Linked DNA regions of Homo sapiens: region 2 is linked to region 1. The links are chromatin contacts, found by Hi-C or POLR2A ChIA-PET in ENCODE. All regions are on one chromosome and are shown on one strand. Each heading gives the region's core, a stretch centred on a gene start or an enhancer-like site at or near the end of the contact. The rest is flanking DNA. Distances are from core to core; before and after follow the strand shown. Region 1 holds the start of GLIPR2 (GLI pathogenesis related 2). Region 2 has its middle 72 kb from the start of RNF38.

What was found. A loop is a pair of places that touch in the nucleus more often than their neighbours do. ChIA-PET counts read pairs that join two places held with the same protein, here RNA polymerase II (POLR2A). Pooled maps may share reads with other maps.
Region 2: a loop to region 1 is called in a pooled map, with 3 times the contacts of the local background. The contact joins the enhancer-like site here to the promoter of GLIPR2 in region 1. A Hi-C loop is called at or near these places in 1 of 168 maps with a recorded cell type or tissue (naive thymus-derived CD4-positive, alpha-beta T cell) and 9 of 50 pooled maps. POLR2A ChIA-PET finds 5 or more read pairs at or near these places in 3 of 52 experiments (AG04449, H1 and activated naive CD8-positive, alpha-beta T cell).

The regions. Positions count from the first base shown.
Region 1 is chr9:36,134,599-36,139,974 of GRCh38, forward strand. GLIPR2 (GLI pathogenesis related 2) reads left to right here and starts at 2,135. Exons shown (of 5, transcript NM_022343.4): 1 at 2,135-2,193. The coding sequence starts at 2,181. RefSeq lists silencers at 1,787-2,356, 2,387-2,436.
Region 2 is chr9:36,469,092-36,474,467 of GRCh38, forward strand. It overlaps a transcript of RNF38 not described here. Among named protein-coding and RNA genes, the nearest start is that of RNF38, 72 kb to the left of the region's middle. Within about 2 kb of position 2,025, at least 30 of the 41 ENCODE cell types and tissues checked have a DNase peak (open chromatin) inside an H3K27ac peak, as active enhancers do.

The sequences.
Region 1 (5,376 bases), core at 885-3,384:
AGCTACTTGGGAGGCTGAGGCAGGAGAATTGCTTGAACCCAGGAGGTGGAGGTTGCAGTGATCCGAGATCGCACCACTGCACCCCAGCCTATGAGACAGAGCGAGACTGTCTCAAAACACACACACACACACACACACACACACACACAAAGACAATACATTGGGTCAATCACTCTTCTTTGTGTCTGACCTTTGTGGCCATTTGTCTCTTGTGTCTGATGCCTGGACAGCGACTCCCTCTCCAACTAGCCCACGGCCCTTGGTCGGGGTTGACTTTGGCACTGCCCTAACACCCTCCATTCAGCACCCTGTTCCTTCATGTGCCTGCTGCTAAGGTTATGAATTTCTAAGTTAGGAAATGCATCCACTCTCAGCCCCTCTCACCTCCAGTCCTCAGACCTCAAGGTGTCAGTGAAACATGGTGGTCCCAGATGGGCTTCCCTCTGCGTGCAGTGAGCAGCCCGCTGAGCCTCACTGTCTCCACCCACGGCCTTAAAGTTTTTGTTATGTGAAATACAGCCTTCTAGAGATTCTAGGGGCAACATGGAATTCTTCCTACTGTGTTTATTTGATTATTTCAATAGGCATTTGTTGACAAAATGGGAGAGGGAATTGAATAGAGGGGGTTAGATCCCCACCTAGCACCAGGAGTCCCTTTTGTTTGTTTATAGAGATGGGAGGGGGGGTCTCACTATATTGCCTCAGGCTGGTCTTGAACTCCTGGGCTCAAGAATCCTCCCACCTCCGCCTCCTGAAGTGCTGGGATTACAGGCGTGAGCCACCGCACCCAGCCCCAGGAGTCCCTTTTGAATCAGGGTTGGGCACCAATTTGACCCATACTGAATACTTTAGGTGACTGTAACACAATGGTAAAAATTTGCATATATAAACAGATGTAAACATAGAAACATAGTAAAAATATGGTATCATAATCTCTTGGGACTACCACAGTATATGTGGTCTGGCATTGACTGAAATGTCATTACTCATGACGGTACTAAAATACAGTAGGTGTATTTGCCTGACATGGGGAAAGGAATAGAGAGCACAGTGCCCAGCCATCGCCCTGCGGGACATTCGTAAGCCGTTGGTATTACAAATTCTAGCCTTATCATCAGTGGGTCAGCTCACTTCAGTGCCCATTCATTGAAAAGCCTTAAAATTCGCTTCCTTCATTTGGGGTGTACTGAGCCCCTTCCCCAGAAAGGAGCGCTTGCGGGAAGTCTGGCACAGGTGACTAGGGCTGTGCGGTCAAGTAAGTGCACTTCTCCCACGGGGCAGGGGCCATGGGTGGGACCACATCTCCCCAGTACCTGGTGTGTGCTGCTCCCAGGGTCAGGGCACCTGGCAGTTGGAAAGACCGGCCGACCCCGAGGGATGGGCAGCACTGGAATGGTGGCTCCAGGGCCAGCACTCCCGGAGGAGGGACCGCCTGAGGAAAGGCAGGGAGGTGGGAAATCCCAGAACATGTTTGGGGAATGACAAGACATCTAGTTTGACTGGAGTATGGGGAAAAGGTGGGGCGTTGGGGAGACAGGTCTGGGGCCAGACTGCAGGGGTGGGAATTGGCTTGGTCTGGGAGGCAATGAGGGGCGAGTGGACGGGTCAGAGGCGGCGGCGCTTCCACCCCGACTGGCATTAGAGGGCGTGTCCTAGGAGAGGAGCATCCCCCTCCCCGGACCAGCCGCCCTCCGGAGCCCAGAGTCACCGGAGATGGGGGCACACCCCGGGGCTGCGTGTGTCGTGTCAGGCCGCGGCAGGGAGAGGCCGTCCCCTGGTGGCGCCGGCCGGAACGCCCCTCGTGCCGCGACCGCGCGCCCCTCTGTCCTCGCCGCGCGTCGGCGCAGAGCAGCCACCCGGGGCCCAGCAGGCGCGGGCTTCCCCACGCGCCCCGGGAAGGGACAGCTCGGTGTGGGGTCCGGGAGGCTTGAGCCCCGCGGCCGCATCCGGGGAGCCCTCGGCAGTCGCGGAGCTGCTTCCCAGGGGTGAGCTCTCCGGGAGGCCCACGGGGTGGCCCCGGGCGCCTCCGCCCTCAGCTGTCGCTCCTTATAAGGCGGGGGCCGGGCGGCGCCGGAGGAGGGGCCGCGGCATCAGCCCGGTCCTGGGCTCTGGGGCGGCGCTGGGCCGGGCGAGCGCAGTGCAGCGCAGCCGCGGGGAGCGAGGAGCGCGCGGAGCCGGCCATGGGCAAGTCAGGTGAGCCCGCGGGCTCGCCCGCTGCGGAATGGTTCGGAACCCCGCGCTCCCGGACCTCGCCGTCTCCCTCGTCCGCCGCAAGCCAGGTCCTGGGGAGTGCGGGAGCCCGGGGTGCGGGTGGAGGGCGCGCGGGCGGAGCGCCCCGGCGCGGTTTCCGGGGAACCCGGGGGGAAGGCGAGCCCGAGGGAGGCCCCCGCCGGAGAGCCGGGGATCGCGCCAAGTTGGGCTTCCCGACCCTGAGGGGCTGCGCGCCGCGGCCCGCCAAGGCGTGGCTTCTGCTTTGTTTCAGGAGGCCAGACTTAGAGTTGGAAAAGTCACCAAAGTGTGACAACAGCTCTCGCTGCGAAGCAGTTTGCCCCGCTCGGCTGTCCCGAGGACAGCCCTGAGCATCCCCCTCATCCATTTGTTGTTCCTTCTCTCCTGAGCGCCCGCGCCGTGCCGGGCTCCCCCTGTGCTAGGCTCGGTCTGGCTCCCTTTCTCCTGGGGCACCCCATCCTCTCTACTGTGGCTGTCGGGATGAACTTTCTGCAGCGCAGCTCTCCTCCTGTCGCTCCCTAACACCTTCCTCACCATTGTCCTCAGAGTGAAAGGACACACTCCAGTCCTGCCTTCGGGCCCCTGGGAGTGGGTCCCTAGCCCTTACCTCCGCCCTACACTAGAGCTGTCCAGAAGCTGGTGCACAGGTCCCTTCCCCTAGGTTTCCTTGCCGGGCCTTCACCACCCCAACTCTCAGCCTGAAAATCCCATCCCTCTAGGCTCAGCTCCTGGGCTGGAGCCCATCTGTGATTCCCCCCGGGAGGGAGCGCCCAACCTGGTGTTTTCCTCGCTGCAGCCCTTCCTGTAGTGGGCCGGGGACAAGAGTTCAGCCATAGACCTGTTTCCCACCGGGTCCTCACCCCTGGCTGCCAGGGGCCGTGTTTATCTCAGCATTGCTTCTGCCTCACAGGAGGCTCTTAGAGAACAGCTGTTGAACAGGATTCAGAAGTCCTGCTTCATCCGGATTGTCCACTTCAGATGAGTAAGGCTAGGTCCCTTCTAGGATCTGTCCTCCAAGATCTGGACTCAGGAGATGCCAGCGCTGGGCGCAAGTGGCTTTCCCTGGCCTTGGTCCTAACCAGCCTTCCTAGGCTGTAGAGGCAGGTCTGGCTTTCAGCCCTGGCCCAGCCAATCACTGGCTGTGTGATACTGAGCAAGCCTCCTTCCCTCTGTTCCTCCCTGTCTGTACAATGAGGGTGGCCGTATGAGCCCTGGGGTTCTTCACAGTATGGAAAGGTGATATAATGGGTTGCCATTTAGTTAACAGGATGACAGATGGTGATGGAGCAAAAGTATGGCAGATGAGAGCGAGTCTTTCGAGATATCTGCTTGGGAAATCAACTCCTTTCTCTGTAGAAATTTGTGGAGAAAATCCACAAATTCCCTTAGGCTACTTTTTTTTTTTCTTTCTTTCTGAGACGTGGTCTCCTTCTGTTGCCCAGGCTGGAGTGCAGTGGTGCGATCTCGGCTCACTGCAACCTCCGCCTCCCAGGTTCAAGTCATTCTCCTGCCTCAGCCTCCTGAGTAGCTGGGATTACAGGTGTGCGCCACCACGCCCAGCTAACTTTTGTATTTTTAGTAGAGACAGGGTTTCACCGTGTTGGTCAGGCTGGTCTTGAACTCCTGACCTCATGATCTGCCTGCCTCAGCCTCCCAAAGTGCTAGGATTACAGGTGCGCCCAGCCTAGGCTACACCTTAATCAGTTGTTTCTGGCATCTTATGTAAGGCACGGTTTTCCAGAACTGCTCATATTCAGCTGTGTGCCCATTCTTCTGTCTGTTCGCCCCTTCCTCCTTCCCTCCCTTGCACTGTCTAGCAGCTCTGTATCAAGCTGTGGACCCAGTGCCGGGGCGTGCATCCACTTGGATTGTGAAAGGAATACATAAAGCTATGTAGGGGATAGACAGGCACTATCTGGCTCGAGTAAGAGGTGGAAAATGATCCAAACCACAAGACAGGTGCTGGTGAAGGGTGGTGGGAGCTCAAGGTGAGGAGACTGCTCCGCGTGGGAGCCGACGAGGGTTCCTGGAGGAGATGGTCAAATCCCAGAGGGTCTTGGGAATTTAGACTTCATCTTATGGAACCTGGGGTGCCATGGAAAGGCACTGATCTGAAAGCAGCGTAACTAGAGCGTTGCCAGGGTGTAGGGTAGATCGGATGGATGGAGAGAAGGTGGAGGGAGGATAGGGGAGACTGCCGCAGTCACAAACAGGAGATGACAGAGGCATCCAGGGCAGGGTGGAGGCTGGAGAGGAGGATGGGATGGATTTGTGAGATGGTGGCCTTGGGCAGACTTGGTGACAACTTATTGTGAAGCAGAGGGAAGGGTCAGAGGCCTGCACGATGGGATGATGGCTTCCATGCCTGGAGATGCAGGGTTGGGCAGGTTTCAGAGGAAGATTACTTCTCACTCAGGAGAGGAGGGGGCCAGTGGCAGAAAGCAGGTTAGAACTGGTTGAGTCAGAGGCCACCTCCACCCCTAACACACACACACACACCCAGGGACCTTGCAGAATTCTGACCCAGGCCTTTCTCCCTCATAGTCACGTGCATTTAATTTAACTCCCCCACCCCAACCGGAAAACCGAGAGCCCCCAGAATAGTATTAATATCTGGCTCTCCTAGGGTCCCTAAAAGAAAATGACTTTTCTGGGTGACCCCGTGCCCAGTGGTCCTTCAACTCAAGCTCAACCTTGAAGTTCCAGGCCGTCAGCCCAGGGCTGCTGTCTGTGTCTATAGGGCAGGTGGCACTCACAGGGGCTCTGTGTGCTTCTGTAAAGACCATCATAAGGAATCTGTCCCTGCCCCTTCTGGGCCTCAGTTTCCTCCTCACTGCACAGGAGCCAGTCTCTTTTTCATCTTTAACCTCAGATACACCCCAGAGCTGCTTGGCATAACAGGCGTTATTGTAAAATCATCACACAGCTGGCACAGTTGAAATTCCAGAAGACGCTTGGCCTAGTGATCGAAGACTCCCAGATCCTGCTCCCAGCTGTGGTTTCTCTGCTGGGACTTGGTGTGCAGCAAGTGTGGTGGGGAAGAGAAAGGCAATGACCTTGGGCTCAGTGGAAGCCTCCTGTCCCTAATACTGGTGACACCAATGATTAATCTTCAACTGCATGCCAGGCAAAGAGCTCAGTATTTTC
Region 2 (5,376 bases), core at 775-3,274, 330 kb after region 1:
ACAGAGCAAGAGTCCATCTCAAAAAAGTAAAACCTTACACAGAAACCTGAAGTCCCACCCTCCATAATCCTGGATCCTTCTCTCCAGAAGTAATCATCTTTGTTATCAGTTAGGTGGGGTTTACTGTTGGCCCTTTCTATATAGAGAGAGAGACATATCACAGTAAAATACAGAGAAGTGTTTTATGGAGTGCTATTCATTTAACATGAATGGTATTACTCTACTACTTTGTTCAATCTTTTTTTTCCCCCACTATTTTCAGTTCAGTTAGAAAATAATGTTCAAGGGCCAGGCACAGTGGCTCACACCTATAATCCCAGCACTTTGGGAGGCTGAGGTGGGCGAATCACCTGAGGTCGGGAGTTTGAGACCAGCCTGACCAACATGGAGAAACCCCATCTCTACTAAAAATACAAAAAATTAGCCAGGCGTGGTGGCATATGCCTGCAATCCCAGCTACTCGGGAGGCTGAGGCAGGAGAATTGCTTGAACCCGGGAGGTGGAGGTTGTGGTGAGCCAAGATGGCGCCATTGCACTCCAGCCTGGGCAACAAGAGCAAAACTCCATCTCAATAAAAAATAAAAAATATATATAATGTTCAAAGCCTGGTGCGGTGGCTCACACCTGTAATCTCAGCACTTTGGGAGGCCAAGGCAGGTGGATCACTTGAGCCCAGGAGTTTGAGACCAGCCTGGCCAACATGGCGAAAACCCGTCTCTACTACAAAATACAAAAAATTAGCCGGGAGTAGTGGCACCCACCTGTAGTCCCAGCTACTTGGGAGGCTGTGGAGGGAGGGTCACTGGAGCCTGGGGAGATCGAGACTGCAGTGAGCCAGGATCATGCCACTGCACTCTAGCCTGAGTGACAGAGTGAAACCCTGTCTCAAAACAAAAACAAAGAAAAAGGAAATAATGCTCAAGAAGCCAGGATGAGATGGATGGGCTTGATTCTCCTCGGTTGTTTCTACTCCACCACAGTGGCTCTCAGAACACACCCTGCCCTTCATGTGCATTAGCATCACCTAGGAACCTGTTTAAAATGAAATCTGCAGGCCCCACCCAGTGAGGTGAATCAAAAGCACTGGTGGGGGTGTCCAGCTTTTAAAGTCTAAGAACCACTACTCTACCTCCTGGTACTCAAAACTTTCTTCACCATCACCTGATGCCTTGCCAGAAATCGGCATTTTAACAAGATCCCCCTGGTCTACCTCAGGGCCACAAACCATAAGCCCCAATCCATAATGCTTCGCACCCATCCACACAGTGTCTGAGTGGTTTCTGGGAATGGGAAGTAGGGGAGGCCCACTGAAAGAGCAGTGGTTTTTCTCTCTTTGAATATGAATCTATCACTTACCAATCCTGTGGGAAAAACAGCACTGCATGCCCTAGTTAGACAAGAGTATGTTGTGTGTGTGACAGAAAGCACACAACTACCATTAAACTGCCATGGAAATTTATTCCGCTTAGATGTCACTGTTATGTTATAAGCTATTTTTCTTTTAAAATAAGGGAATTTCAATTTTAACCCCAGGCATAATAAAATTAACAAGATTGTCTAACCTTTGTTTGTATTGCTAATATTGTAGCAGGAATCTGTCACCTTAAAACAAACCAACCAAGGGGATATACCTTACCTTCTCTGCTCGAACAAGGACACCTTCACCAACATCTAGCCCCCACTTCCATGCAGCAGCCCCCATCTCCATACAGCATGGAGGAAGGAAAACTATTTCCAGTATTCCACCTTTAACTTCCTGCTGCCTCCCTCAAAGACTCATAGATTTTATTTCAAAATCTGAACCCGAAGGCCCCTAACTCCATCTCTCCCTTTGCTTCTCTCTCATTTTCCTCCACTGAGACTTCTCTGGTCTGTGGTACTGCAAACATGTCGGCTCTTCCAGCAAATCTACAGGTGAACTACGTACATATTTATGCCTAAGAATTGTACTGTCTCACTGCTCATTCCAGCTTGACTCAGCCTAACACAACGATGTGCTTTTTTAAGGCACTTCCAGTTTCACTTCTAGCTCCTACCAGGCTTCCGCCCCGCCCCAATGCAACATAGCCCCCTCAGTTTCCCAGACCCAGGAAGTAGCAAGGTCAATTCTGTGAGGCCCATATCCAATTTGACTTGCCTCTCTCTTCTTAAAGCAATCTTGGAATTAAAATTTCTAAAGCCCCCTTTCAATTTAATAACTTTTCTTCCATAGAAACAAGAGGTTTTAATCAAGCCTTAAAAATAAATTTGAGCCTTGTGTTTTTAATCACATAGCATTGGGAAAAATAATATAACTATTCTACCAAATTTCAAAAGGAAACATGTTTACATCTCAAATGTGCTACAAAAAGATCCTGGTATGGTAAAACTAGTTTGATTTCGACTCCCACCCCAACCTTTTTTAAACTTCTCCAACACAGTTCCAGAATAACTTGTCAAAATCACTTCTGAAGCGGTAATCCCAGCTACTCCAGAGACTGAAGTGATCGCCTGAGCCCAGGAGTTCCAGGCCAGCCTGGGCAAAATAGTGACTCTTATCTCAAAATAACAAAACAAAACTCACCCTGTCAATTAGACTCAAAAGATGTATAGTACTAACTAAACATTCCAGAGTCAAATTGTAACTTCAGTTTTTATCTCAACACAGAATTTATGAGTTGCACATAAATTTACTTTACTTCTTTTTAGAAATGGAGTCTTGCTATGTTGCCTGGGATGGTCTCAAACATCTGGCCTCAAGTCATCCTCCCACCTCAGCCTCCCAAGTAGCTGGGATTACAGGTGAGCCACCGCATCCAATTTACAAATTCACTTTAAAAAGTCAAATCTTTTCACTTCTTGCTTTGCTTCTTGGATTTGTTTGGGGAAGAGGAATGTTTCTTTTTTTTAGCAAATAATGGTAGCTTTTACTTGAAGCTTTAAAATATCAATTTTAAAAAAACAATTTTAAAATAACAATTTGTTTTCAACTATATATGCAGTTTTAATAAAAATATTAGATAATTCGATTACAAGAGTTCTTGACTTACATTCCTGCCATTAGCAAAGACAGTCAACAATGTCTTAAGAGCCACCAAACATATCAATCTCTAGATATGGTCTAAACCTAAGGTTATTTTAAAAACTAAGAACAGTGAGTGTGTAGAAACTCTTCAATTATCTGGATTAATCAGCTTTTATCCTGCCTGTATAGAATCAATGTCTTCCTCCTATGAATTCCACAGTTTAGTAATTATGAAAGGCAGAGAATTCATTTTTCCTTCCTAGGTATCCATAAACCAAGCTTCTCTAACCCATAGCCCAGGATGGCTTTCAATGCAGCCCAACACAAATTCATAAATTTCTTCAAGTGTATTTCATGTGTGGTCCAAGACAATTCTTTCAACATGGCCCAGAGAAGACAAAAGATTGGACATCCCTGGCCAGCAGTTAGCAGCACTCAAAGAAAAAACAGGCCTTATTCCAAAAGTTCATATAATCTGGCTTTGACCTTAGAAGCCCATTTTGCCATAGATCATTTTCTAAATGGTACGTTCCCAGGATGGCCCACCAATACCTATTAAGCCCACAATACAGATGAGATACTGAACTACCAAGCCCAGCCAAGAAGTTTTTCTTCATCTGTTTAAGTGCCCAAACAAGCACTCAGTTAAGATCTAATGTTGAGAATCACAGAGCATGGGATCTTTTCTAAGAAGTAACTTAAATATGCCTGATTTATAGAGAATCCAGGGCTGGGTACGGTGGCTCATATCTGTAATCCCAGCACTCTGAGAGACCGAGGTGGGTGGATCACCTGAGGTCAGGAGGTGGGTGGATCACCTGAGGTCAGGAGTTCAGGACCAGCCTGGCCAAGATGCTAAAACTCTGTCTCTACTAATAATACAAAAATTAGCCAGGCGTAGTGGCACATGCCTTTAATCCCAGCTACTCGGGAGGCTGAGGCAGGAGAATCACTTGAACCCAGGAGGCGGAAGCTGCAGTGAGCCAAGATCACGCCATTGCACTCCAGCCTGGGTGACAAGCGCGAAACTCCATCTCCAAAAAATAAATAAACACAATAAATAAAAAAATAAAGAGAATCCAGTGCTGGGCACAGTTGGGGGTGCCTATAGTTCCAGCTACTCAGGAGGCTGAGGCAGGAGGATCACTTGAACCCAGGAGTTCAAGTCCAGCCTGGACAACATAGTGAGACCCCATTTGTAAAAATAAATAGCTGGGCGTGGCAGCTCATGCCTATAATCCCAACACTTTGGGAGGCCAAGGCAGGCGGATCACCTGAGGTCAGGAGTTCAAGACCAGCCTGGCTAACATGGTAAAATCTCGTTTCTACTAAAATACAAAAAATTAGCCAGGCATGGTGGTGCGCACCTGTAATCCCAGCTACTTGGGAGGCTGAGGCAGGAGAATTGCTTGAACCTGAGAGGTGGAGGTTGCAGTGAGCCAAGATTGCACCACTGCACACCAGCTCGGGCAACAAGAGCGAAACTCCGTCTCAAAAAAGATATTAAATAAATAAATAAATAAGTGTACCACTCTGATGTACCACTCTGATGCAGGTACTCCTACTCCTGATGTGACCAAGTAATGAATGATTTAAAAACTCAATTTTTGTCCAGGCGCGGTGGCTCACACCTATAATCCCAGCACTTTGGGAGGCTGAGGCAGGTGGATCACAAGGTCAGGAGTTCAAGACCAGCCTGGCCAAGATGGTGAAACCCCGTCTCTACTAAAAATACAAAAAAATTAGCCGGGCGTGGTGGCAGGCACCTGTAATCCCAGCTACTCAGGAGGCTGAGGCAGAGAATTGCTTGAACCTGGGAGGCGGACGTTGCAGCGAGCTGAGATCATGCCACTGCACTCCAGCCTGGGCAATAGAGCAAGACTCCATCTCGGGAAAAAAAAAAAAAAAAACCCTCAATTTTTAAAACCCTAGCACAGACCGGGCGCGGTGGCTCACACCTCTAATCCCAGCACTTTGGGAGGCCAAGGCGGGCGGATCACGAGGTCAGGAGATTGAGACCATCCTGGCTAACACGGTGAAACCCCATCTCTACTACAAATACAAAAAATTAGCCGGGCGTGGTGGCGGGCGCCTGTAGTCCCAGCTACTCGGGAGGCTAAGGCAGGAGAATGGCGAGAACCTGGGAGGCGGAGCTTGCAGTGAGCCAAGATCACGCCACTGCACTCCAGCCTGGGCGACAGAGCAAGACTCCGTCTCAAAAAAAAGAAACCCTAGCATAGTAATTCAGAACTTAAAAAACAAAGTTATTTCTCAGGAGAGACAAAGGCAAAACAAAAGACTGCAAATTCTCTTCATCAGCTAAAATAGTGATCAACTTTGCTTATATTCAGTCTTTTGTTATCAAAACTACT